3 separate regions of the Mus musculus genome follow, and regions 2 and 3 are each linked to region 1. Evidence: chromatin contacts called from ENCODE Hi-C or POLR2A ChIA-PET data. All regions are on one chromosome and are shown on one strand. The core of a region is the stretch at or near the end of the contact, and the rest is flanking DNA. Distances in the headings are between cores, read along the strand shown. Region 1 holds the start of Nop56 (NOP56 ribonucleoprotein). Region 2 holds the start of 4930473A02Rik (RIKEN cDNA 4930473A02 gene). Region 3 holds the start of Ddrgk1 (DDRGK domain containing 1).

Region 1 (3,533 bases), core at 2-2,501:
TATAGCTTACTTTTCTTGAAACAGAGTTTCACTGGGTAACCTTATCTGCCTTGGAATTTGCTATGTAGCCAGGCCTGTCTCTGCCTCCCAAATACCAGAATTAAAGGTGCGTTCCACCATGTCCTGCCAAGCGCTTGTAGCTTCCTAGTTGCAATACATACACATTTCTTTACTATCCAAGTCCACTTTATTATCCAAGCCAGCTCCATTACAGGCAATGTACAGCCAACTTACTCCATTATAGAGAAAGTACAGCCGACTTACTCCATGATAGACAATGTACAGCCGACTTACTCCATGATTCTTTTTTCTCGCATAAGGCATAGACTATTTAAGAGAGACTATTCAAGTTTGGGATTTATTTTCTCTCTCTATTAGATATTTTCTGAATTTACATTTCAAATGCTATCCCCAAAGCCCCCAATACCCTCCCTCCGCCCTGCTCCCCAACCCAATCACTCCCGCTTCCTGGCCCTGGCATTCCCCTGTACTGGGGCATATGATCTTAGCAATACCAAGGGCCTCTCCTCCCATTGATGGCCGACTAGGCCATCAAGTTTGGGATTTATAATCCTAACACTAAAGTAAAGTGTCTTTTTATTTTCTTTTTTAAAGCAAAGGTGATTTTAAATTATCCACCTTGGTGTGCCTAAAACTGGCACTGAAAAAAACAGGAACGCAGCTCCTTGGAAGAATTCTGGGCCTACGCGGCCATGAGCAACCACGTGGTGCCGAGCAGCGCTGGGTTCTATGAATCAGGGAAAGGAACAGAACTAGGAAGAGGTAAACCGCTCTTGTCTATGCCTCAGCCCGCACCAACAATTTTGTTAACAACAAAATGTAAAAGGAAGAGGCAGGCAGCAAGAAGACGCCATTTCTGCAGGGTCTGAGGCCGGGTCCCACGAGGACCCGGAATATCTGGGCAGCGGGAAACCTGCGAGGCTTATCAGGAAGCCTCATGTCCCCTCACCGAGTTCTGCCGCCCGGCACACGGGTGACAAAAGCACGAGGAACGAAGAAGGGTGGTCTCCAGGCCACTCTGCGGCCTGCCGGCAGGAGCGACACCATTCACTACAGACGCAGTACCGGCTCGCGCAGCCGCAGAGGCTGGGCTTGGCAGGCCCGCTCGCGCCCGTGGTAGTCCAACCCGCCCGACGGACGATACCACACCCGCGAACCCCCTCCGAAGACCTGACAATGGTTTCGTCCGCAGCCTCTGATTGGTCAAACCGGAGAAGGTGTGGTCTCCGCAGTCTGGTTCCGCGCGCCAGAGCGCGCTAGCCGCATTGCGAGCTGGGCACGGAGCAGGCGCCATGGTGAGGAGTGGTGGTGGGGTATTTGCGTAGTGAAGGCCTTAGCGTGCGTCTGGGTTTGCATTCGGGGTCGTGCTCCGGGTCTGAGCCAGGGCCTGCTCTAGCAGCGGCCCCGCGGACTGGGAAGTTTGACTGATGGCCGCGCGCCGGTTCTTTTCAGGTTCTGCTGCACGTGCTGTTCGAGCATGCGGTCGGCTACGCGCTGTTGGCGCTGAAGGAAGTGGAGGAGATCAGCCTGCTGCTGCCGCAGGTGGGTGAGCTCGGTGGGCTCGCGGAGCTGCAATGCAGCCCCTAAGGCCGCCAAACCCCAGCATGCACCGCGTGTTCCCACGTGGCCGACCGCACCGGGCCCGGCGGGGGGGGGGGGAGCTCTAGAATGAGGGGACTCTTTAACGCGAATCTATATAATTGGAAGCGGTCGGAGATAAACATCTCATTTCCATTTCTTGAGAATTAAGATTCGGGGCCCAGGCACCAATTGCTACAACAGCTGGTGCTTCTGCCTTACTGCGCTGTAGAAGCCAAATTCAAAGAAAGCCCATTCATCCTTCTCTCCAGGTGGAGGAATGTGTGCTTAACCTTGGCAAATTCCACAATGTCGTTCGTCTGGTGGCCTTCTGTCCCTTCTCTTCATCCCAGGTGGCCTTGGAAAATGCCAATGCTGTGTCTGAAGGTGAGTCGGTCCCTCCGGAACATGGGATTCTGGGTGGTTGATGTTCTTAGATGATTTTCTTCTAAGCTTGATACAGTCTAGGGATTATTTGAGACCTACAGGATGGCATTTTAAAACATTAATATGCAGGGGCTGAAGAGATGGCTCAGCGGTTAAGAGCGCGACTGCTCTTACAGAGGTCCTGAGTTCAAATCCCAGCAACCACATGGTGGCTCACAACCATCCCTAATGAGATCTGATGCCTTCTTCTGGGGTGTCTGAAGATAGCTACAGTGTACATATAATAAATAAATCTTGTAATTTAAAAAGCACTTAAATGCTTTACAATTGTGCTCCTGGACCTGTGGTAGAGCCAGGCTTTGCAATGATGACTTATATATCTGTCAATCCCCTGAGAGATCACTGACGACTCCATGTGTCTGAGCAATGCCTGCGGGGATGGGTGTTAACTAATCCGATTGGAGACAGTCTCCAATCTGCAATGTGTGGTTTAGAGCTGTTTTCTTTGTCCCAAAGGTGTTGTTCACGAGGACCTCCGCCTGCTCCTGGAGACATACCTGCCATCTAAAAAGAAGAAAGTACTTCTGGGGGTTGGAGACCCCAAGATTGGTGCTGCAATACAGGAAGAGTTGGGGTACAACTGCCAGACTGGTGGTGTGATAGCTGAGATCCTTCGAGGTAAGAGTCCTATTTCATTTATTCTGTCCACCACGTGGATGCAGTGCCCACAGAAGCCAGCAGGGGGCCTACGGGCCTGGTGATGTGATCTGCTGTGAGTGGTTACTTGGGTCCTGGAGGATCTATTCTTAAAGTCCCATCTTCTTTTTAGGAGTTCGTCTGCATTTCCATAATCTGGTGAAGGGTCTGACAGATCTTTCTGCTTGTAAGGCCCAGCTAGGGCTGGGACACAGCTACTCTCGTGCCAAAGTTAAATTTAATGTGAACCGAGTGGACAACATGATTATTCAGTCCATAAGCCTCCTGGACCAACTGGATAAAGATATCAATACCTTCTCGATGCGCGTCAGGTAAGGTATAGAAGTCGAGCATGGCCGATGATTCATGTGGGTAAAATCATGGACCAAAGCAAGGCCTCCTTGTGCTTACCACAGGCTGTGTTCCTACACTGACTGTATAGAAAGAGGAGGCAGAATAAACCTACCCCATGTACACCTCAGCCTAGGCCACTGTGCCTGGTCTGTATTGTGAATGGGGAGACACGGGCCTGAGAGAGCTTGGGACCTGAGTTGAGGTTTGATAGCTGGATCAGAGAATGACTTCCTCTACAGGGAGTGGTATGGGTACCACTTTCCAGAGCTGGTGAAGATCGTCAATGACAACGCCACATACTGTCGCTTGGCTCAGTTCATTGGGAACCGCAGGGAGCTGAATGAAGAGAAGTTAGAGAAACTGGAAGAAATTACGATGGACGGGGCCAAGGCTAAGGCCATCTTGGATGCTTCTCGGTCCTCCATGGGTCAGTGCGGAGCGCGGCAGCCTGTATAAGGTACGAGACTCCTTGAGTATCTGGTCCCCCTGTTCACACT
Region 2 (3,466 bases), core at 59-2,558, 290 kb after region 1:
ATGGCCCATACCCTAGAATATTCTCTTGGCCTAGACACTTAAGTTATCTGAGATGAGTTGCCGGTTGTCTAGGGTGACCCTGAAGAAGAAAGGGTTAGGACAGGTATGGTGGCATATGCCTTTAATGCCAGAATTTAGGAGGCAGTGGCAGGTGGATCTCTGTGAGCCTGATCTACACTGTAAGTTCCAGGCTAGACAGAGCTATCTAGTGAGACCCTGCCAAAAAACAAAACAAAAACAAAAACAGGGTGGGAGTGTCAGGTTCCCTGACATTCGGAGCAACCCTGTGGTACTCCAGGGTAGGGCAGCAGTAATGCCCTGGTTTCCACAGACCATCCATCCTGGATCCTCCAGGGCCCAGCAATGGTCTTATGGCCGGAACCCTGGAGGAAAACCTGTCACCAGCTTGCCCCCAGGACTCCAGAGTACACTCTGGCATCTCATCTCCAAAGCCTGACTGAGAGAAAGAAAGTGCAGACTGGGCCTCCACCAAGCCTGGAAGTTGAGAGCAGGGTTTAAGCAGCCTCTGTTCTCTTCTGAGAAAATGTCTGTTATTGCACCCAGTCCTGGCTCCTCAGACACTCCCAAGTGTCCTGGAAGTGCAGGACCATGGCCTGGTGTTCTCTGCAGAATCTGGTCTAGACAATACTAATGAGTGGGGTGAAAGTTCAGTTCCCCAGTACTCGGGTCAGCTTCTGATTTCCAACAACTCTCCTTGCTGGAGAGGCAGAGGGGAACGAGCTACTTCTGAGACAGATGCTCTCTGCCCTGCTGCACTGCTGTTTCTCTTCAGTTGGAGAGGAAATTGTACTTCATAAATAAGAGTAGTCTCGAGGTGGGAAGACCCCGGGTCAGGTGGAAGAGGACAAGGGTCACCTCACAGGTCGCCCAGTTGAGAACAAGTTGTCACTGATACTGAGAACTCTGGCAACTGCAGAGCTCCCCCAAGACCACAGCAGGGCAGTGCAGTGCAAGGAAATGGTTTGCAAATCTAAAGTTTAAAGTAGCCAGGAACTCCAAATTTCTTGCATCAGGTCTGGGAGGGTAGACAGGCCATCGGCGGGCCAGAGAGCCCCAGAGCCACACACTTGGGACGGTGTCCAAACTTGTGAACAAGTGGGCAGAGCGTCCTGCGGTGTAGCTGTCTTTAGCGGGCGACGCAGCCCAGCAAGCTGTGGGTCTCCAAGGTGCCCCTCGACCCCTCCCACTCTACCCGAGAGTCCGGACGTGCATTGGACCAGACAGCAAGAGCTCCGCCCAACAGGGACGAGGACAGGAGGCTCCCGTGGTGCTCCGCGGCCACTTCCGGGCCGGGCGCAGGCGCAGGCGCTGGCTGTCATGTTGCGCGCTCTGAACCGCCTGGCGGCGCGGCCGGAGACTCGGCCCCCGACCCCGCTGCTCCTGCCCGTGCGCGGCCGCAAGACCCGCCATGACCCGCCTGCCAAATCCAAGGTCGGACGGGTGCAGACGCCTCCCGCCGTGGACCCTGCGGAATTCTTCGTGTTGACCGAGCGCTACCGACAGTACCGGGAGACCGTGCGCGCTCTCAGGTGCGTGTGCTTGTGCGTGTGGAGGGCAGACGCCCTTCGGGAAGGGCCGGGGCCGAGGGTGGGTGCTGACTCGAAGCCCGTCCTCCCCAGGCTAGAGTTCACGTTGGAGGTGCGAAGGAAATTGCACGAGGCCCGAGCCGGGGTTCTGGCCGAGCGCAAGGCGCAGCAGGCCATCACGGAGCACCGGGAGCTGATGGCCTGGAACCGGGACGAGAACCGGCGAATGCAGGAGCTACGGTGCGAGAGGCCCGGGACTGGGTGGGCTGGGCTAGGCTCATCTGTGGCCCCGCTCACCCTCGGCGTCTTGCCCCTCGCAGGATAGCGAGGTTGCAGCTGGAAGCACAGGCCCAGGAGGTGCAGAAGGCTGAGGCCCAGGCCCAGAGGGCTCAGGAGGAGCAGGCTTGGGTGCAACTGAAAGAGCAAGAAGTGCTCAAGCTGCAGGTGGGCATGCAGGAGGTCATGGGGAATGTGGACATTGGAGACCCCAGCAAGGGAGGCTGGGGGGGGGGGGGGGGGATGACAGCACTGGGCGTCAAGTGACCAGAGTCTTCAGGAGGCTTCTCCATCAGCGCAGAGGGTATGCCTCGCAGGCAATGGTCAGTAAAAGGTTACAGGCTAGTATTGCCTTGTGAAACTTGAAGTCAGGGAAACCGTAAGTGAGAATGGAGCGCTTTTTAACACGTAAGAGGGATTCATGCACTTGAGAGAGTCCACCCACCTCTAATCAGGTTGTCACGATTTGTTCTTGGGTTGTGGCCGAGAGATCTGATGGGTGATTGTCCAAGGAAGAGCAATATGATGGTCGAGGTCACCTAGTACAGTTGTGCTGGACGATTGGTGGGACACTCAAAGAGACCCTGGGTTCTTTTGACACCCGTGGACTAGAGACAGTGCAGGCAGCCAGCTCTGGGAGAGATCCCACAAAGCCAACCTTTCTCTTCCTGTAGGAGGAGGCAAAAAACTTCATCACTCGGGAGAACCTGGAGGCACGGATAGAAGAAGCGTTGGACTCTCCGAAGAGTTACAACTGGGCCGTCACCAAAGAAGGGCAGGTGGTCAGGAACTGAGCACAGAGACTTCTGGGGGCCCAAATAAGCACAGTGCTTGCCTAGGGTCTGTGTACTGGGATAGGAATTGGTACATCCCAGGAGGATGGCTCAGCCGTTTCCAGAGCAACCTCAGTCACTCCAGGCTCGGCACTCACCACCTGACTGGGAACTCCCAGATGTCCCTGTTCTGGCACCACAGACAAACTCAGGGCAGCATTAAACTCTGGGAAGTTCCTATCGCACAGAGGATCGGACTGGACTGTGTCCCCTCTAGAAGCCAAGCTTGTCTTGTAAGTCTCTTGGAGTCGTGTGAGCCAAATGTTTCCTGCTTTTATAAATAAAGTATTGGAGCCCAGTCTTGCCCATTTACTGGCTATAGTTACAGTGCTAATGAAAGAGGAAAGTAGTTACACCAGATGCTAACTTGCTTGTAAAATCAAAGGCGTTTGTCCCTAATTATTTGAGTCTTTAGGTTTCTAGCCAGAAGCAAGTTTCACCTAACTGAGCTATGAGTTAGGTACCTGCTTTGCTCAATCCTGGGATTTTCTGGCTAGGGTCTGGTGTGTCCAAGATCCAGGAAGCAAAAAGGGTGCCCTGTTTCTCCTGATGGCTCTCCAGCAGTGACTTCTGTAACCAGGCCCTGTCCTGATCTATCATATTTTGAACTACTCAGCAGGTGGTAGACTCCCAAGCTAAACCTGCTTCTTCCAGTCAGTTGCTGCCCTTCTGTGTGTGTAAGTGGTAGCCAGAGGGCAGCCTTGGTGTCATTCTTCAGGACTCTCACCTTGGTCTGATTTAAGTTTGTTTTGGTTTTTTTAGTTTATTTTTTACTGTGTTTTATTCTGGCTTTTGAGACAGGTTCTTTCA
Region 3 (3,811 bases), core at 545-3,044, 390 kb after region 1:
TGCTCCTGCCTCTGTTTTCTGAGTGCAGGAGTTATAAGCATGCACACATACCCACTGAAGGTCTCTTTTTAAGACAAAGGGGCTAATAATCCCAAGGAGTCAAAGCCAAAGCCCAATTTCCCCTAAATTCTCTTCTTCCTACCAAGCCAGACTTCAAGTACTAGAGAAGACACATTCTTTCCCACAACCATGCGGATTTTGTAAGACTCCAAGTGTCTGCTGTGTGGATGTAAATATCAGCTGAAATGTCTCTATTTCTAAGCACTTATTCTAGGGTTACAGCTAATTGCACTGAACCAAGATGAAGGAAGTGACGCCCAATAGAACAGGGATTGAGTTAAGAAATGCTGACTTCAAGGACCAAAGCCCAGGCCCAAGACTCCAGTCCTACCACTAAATGTCCTTCCTCCACTGGCTTCATGCTCCTTGTGTGTCTCTAGCTTGGGAGACTTCCGAACGCCTTTAATCCAGCCCTCCCCCAGGCTGGGCCCTCTTACCTGGAATAACAGTTTGACCCACATTCTCATCCCCGTCTTCCCAGGCCACTCGCTGGGCTCGACGCTGGGCCTGTAGACGGCTGCCCAAGTCCCTCCGACGCCGGGGTCTGCTTCCAGTTCTCTGTTCTTCAGACTCCTGGGGCAAAGAGCGGCCTACCTGGCCTGCTCCTGCCCTCTCTTCCTCATTGTGCAGTGGTTCTCCGTCAGCTTTTGGGAGGGAGGAATCATAACACTGTCAAGCAGCCCATCTTCAAGAGAGTGAAGCACAGGATCTTGGGAGTCTCATCCCCCTGCTGAACCACCTCAGACTATTGCTGCCCACAGCACCAAGTCCCAACTTAGGTTTGTCAAGGCCTTTTTTGTACGCACACTTTGGCCTGATGCTCACTTCTCATTTCCTACCTCCTTTGATATCTTCATCTTGAACAGGCGACCTGTGAGGATACTCTCACCCTGAGGTTTACAGATCTCGCTCCATGCCCGCTGCAAGATTACATTTACTTCTTGCTATGTTATGATTTTATAGGGTACGCCAACCAGAGACTACATGTCACAGTCGAGGCTGAATCGTCCCTCCCTGGAAGACTTGTTGGCAATCAGCTTTACCTCAGCTTCTGTCTCTTCTGCCCGTGGGACACAGAGGTGCTCTGAGGTGGCTTATGGGGTCAGGCATCAGAGAGATATATAGAAACTCCTACACTTACGTGAAATGTTAGTAAGGGGGACTGTCAGGTTGTCAGTGCCAGGCCACTTCTAACCCTGGTGGAGGCGAGGCAAAGCAGCATGGGTGCCCTCTTTGGCGGGAGATGCATTCAGTTTCCTAAGGCTGCTTAGCCCTCCTACTCCTAGTAAGCGGAACACACTGGGCAGGATTAGAAAACCGGCAGCCTCTCCTATTGGTGCAGAGTAGAAAGGCAGGCTTGGTTCCTAGGTTGCATCCCCAGCTCTGGGCTCCGCGCTAATTCCGAGTGTGTCCTAAGGCGCGTGCGCAAAGCTCGGGCCAGCGCACAAGCTCCTCGTAAGCACAGGAAAGCTCGTCAGTGCATGCGCACGAGTCGAGGGCCTACCAAAGCCCAGGAACTCTGAAAAACGGATTCCTCCAGCCCTGGGACGGCGGCACCTCCTACCTGCTGCCGCCCGACCCCGGCTGCGAGTCAGGAAGAGGATCAGGCCGATGAGCAAAACTGCCGCCACCAGATACACCCAGGGCCCCACCATGACGACAGACAGCCGGGCAGCGCAGCCAGCGCGCCTGCGGGATCCGGATCGCCAGGCCCCGCCCACTACCGTCCGCCCTGCCCAGCCGCTCGCTGAGCTCCGCCCCCACCCTGGGCTTGACCTGGGCCTCAGTTAACTGAAGAGTCCCTGATGCCACATTTGCTTGCCATCCCAGTGCTCGGGAAGTGGAGACTCGGAGACCAACATTTCAAGGTCGTCTCTGGCTATATGGCAACATGGAGGTCGTCTGCATTTAATGACGCTGACTGCTCTTCCAGTGGGCCAGGGTTCAGTTCGCAGCACCCACATAGTGGCTTACAACCTTCTATTACTTCAATTCCAGGGGACCCAAAACCCTCTTCAGACCCTCTCGAGTGTCAGGCACGCAGGTTATACACAGATATGCATACCTGCGAAACACTCATACACGTCAAATAAGTGTTTAAGAAAAAAAGAAAGAAAAAGGAAGAAAATAGTGGGGCGAGTAAGTAGGGGACTAAGCTGGGGTTGTAGATTAGTAGTAGAGCACTCATGGCCAAGGCCCTTAGTTTAATTTGGAGCACTGAAAAATGCAACGTGTGTACGAATATCTTATTAATACTGCAAGTTAGGCATCCATTGTATTACTTTCTGTAAATGTGGAATGTTTTGTAATTTGTTTCTCAATGTTGATAAACCTAAGGCCTTCCAGGCGTCAGGCAAGCGCTGTTACGGTAAGCTTTATCTCTAGCACCTACGTTCTTTCCGTATATTTGGAGATTTAGATCCATGTTCGGCTGAAGGTTGAGGCTTTGCTGGAATTTTATCGCAGCTGCCCCCCACCTTTAGTTGTTTGGTTTTGTTCTGAGACAGGGTATCTGGTAGCCTAGGCTGGCCTTGGACTTGGTGTATAGTAGATGGTGACTTTAAACTGATCCTTTGCTTCTGCCTCATAAGTGCCTGGATTATATGGGAGTACAGGTGTGCACCCTGATGTCCAGACGCTCCTCCATCTTTTGAGGATGGGTTGTTTTGTTTTAGTTCTTTGAGCTCTCATTATATGGCCCTGCCTGGCCTAGAACTCAATATGTACACAAGGCTGGCCACAAACTTAGAGGGATCTGCTTGCCTCTTCCTTGGTTATAATTAAAGGCATGTGGCACCACAGACCTGCCTGGCTCCTGAATTATTATTATTTTTTTTCCGAGACAGGGTTTCTCTGTGTAGCCCTGGCTGTCCTGGAACTCACTCTGTAGACCAGGCTGACCTCGAACTCAGAAATCCACCTGCCTCTGCCTCCCAAGTGCTGGGATTAAAGGCGTGTGCCACCACACCTGGCTGGCTTCTTAACAAATGTTATTTTATATGTGATATATATATATATATATATATGTATATTAATTACCTGGCCTATATATGTAATATATATGCTTATATGTGATTATATATATATATAAAATCTAGTACCTGTTCTCTCTCTCTCTCTCTCTCTCTATATATATATATATACATATATATATATATATATATATATATATATATATATTTGTGTGTGTTTGTGACTTCTTGGATGTTAAATGCCTCAGCTTCTCTCTCTCTCTCTCTCTCTCTCTCTCTAACCTTTGCTTTAAAAACCTCTACTTCTCCACTTTTCTGAGGATTCCCTTTAACTTCATGAAAGAGAGAGACAAGTGACATGCAGGAAGGGCCATGTTACTCAGCCCAGCCTTTCCCAGCCAACTCTAATGAACCACAGGTCCTCAAAAAATAACACCATCGAGGGGCAGTGAAGAGGACACTATGATCTGTCTCCAAAGACACTGTATACAGCAAAGCTTCTGAATTGTGTAACACGCAATATTAAGGTCACGAGCAAAGATTTGAGGAGAACATAGCTTTGGCTACTCTGTGAGGACAGCTCTAGAGTTTAAGAAAAACTCATTAGTGGGCTGGGTATGTGGCTCAGTGGTACAGTGCTTGCCTAAGTCCCATAAGCCCCTTAAGTAAGTTGCATCTATATAACAATACCCAAGGCTGTACAAGGTTAATAACATTAAGCTAAACAGCCAGGCTTGATTAGGATTCTATTGTTTGTGTGTGTGATTCTGGGGGCCAAA

Evidence for each region. Hi-C counts contacts between places; a loop is a spot of excess contacts on that map. ChIA-PET counts read pairs that join two places held with the same protein, here RNA polymerase II (POLR2A).
Region 2: POLR2A ChIA-PET joins it to region 1 with 24 read pairs in embryonic stem cell. The contact joins the promoter of 4930473A02Rik here to the promoter of Nop56 in region 1. A Hi-C loop is called at or near these places in 3 of 37 maps with a recorded cell type or tissue (T-helper 17 cell, regulatory T cell and v-Abl transformed pro-B cells). POLR2A ChIA-PET finds 5 or more read pairs at or near these places in 3 of 5 experiments (Patski and embryonic stem cell).
Region 3: POLR2A ChIA-PET joins it to region 1 with 18 read pairs in embryonic stem cell. The contact joins the promoter of Ddrgk1 here to the promoter of Nop56 in region 1. A Hi-C loop is called at or near these places in 1 of 37 maps with a recorded cell type or tissue (T-helper 1 cell). POLR2A ChIA-PET finds 5 or more read pairs at or near these places in 1 of 5 experiments (embryonic stem cell).

The regions. Positions count from the first base shown.
Region 1 is chr2:130,273,161-130,276,693 of GRCm38, forward strand. Nop56 (NOP56 ribonucleoprotein) reads left to right here and starts at 1,252. Exons shown (of 12, transcript NM_024193.2): 1 at 1,252-1,316; 2 at 1,474-1,563; 3 at 1,872-1,986; 4 at 2,503-2,664; 5 at 2,816-3,014; 6 at 3,276-3,463. The coding sequence starts at 1,314. Snord110 (small nucleolar RNA, C/D box 110) reads left to right here and starts at 2,355; the gene lies at 2,355-2,413. It overlaps LOC115489609 (a small nucleolar RNA gene), which reads left to right and starts at 3,077; the gene lies at 3,077-3,209.
Region 2 is chr2:130,562,441-130,565,906 of GRCm38, forward strand. 4930473A02Rik (RIKEN cDNA 4930473A02 gene) reads right to left here and starts at 1,309. Exons shown (of 9, transcript NR_040348.1): 1 at 1,214-1,309. Mrps26 (mitochondrial ribosomal protein S26) reads left to right here and starts at 1,317. Exons shown (of 4, transcript NM_207207.1): 1 at 1,317-1,550; 2 at 1,641-1,787; 3 at 1,868-1,991; 4 at 2,498-2,954. The coding sequence starts at 1,339. The coding sequence ends at 2,617.
Region 3 is chr2:130,662,851-130,666,661 of GRCm38, forward strand. It overlaps Ddrgk1 (DDRGK domain containing 1), which reads right to left and starts at 1,795. Exons shown (of 9, transcript NM_029832.2): 1 at 1,625-1,795; 2 at 498-704. The coding sequence starts at 1,715. It also overlaps a transcript of Itpa not described here.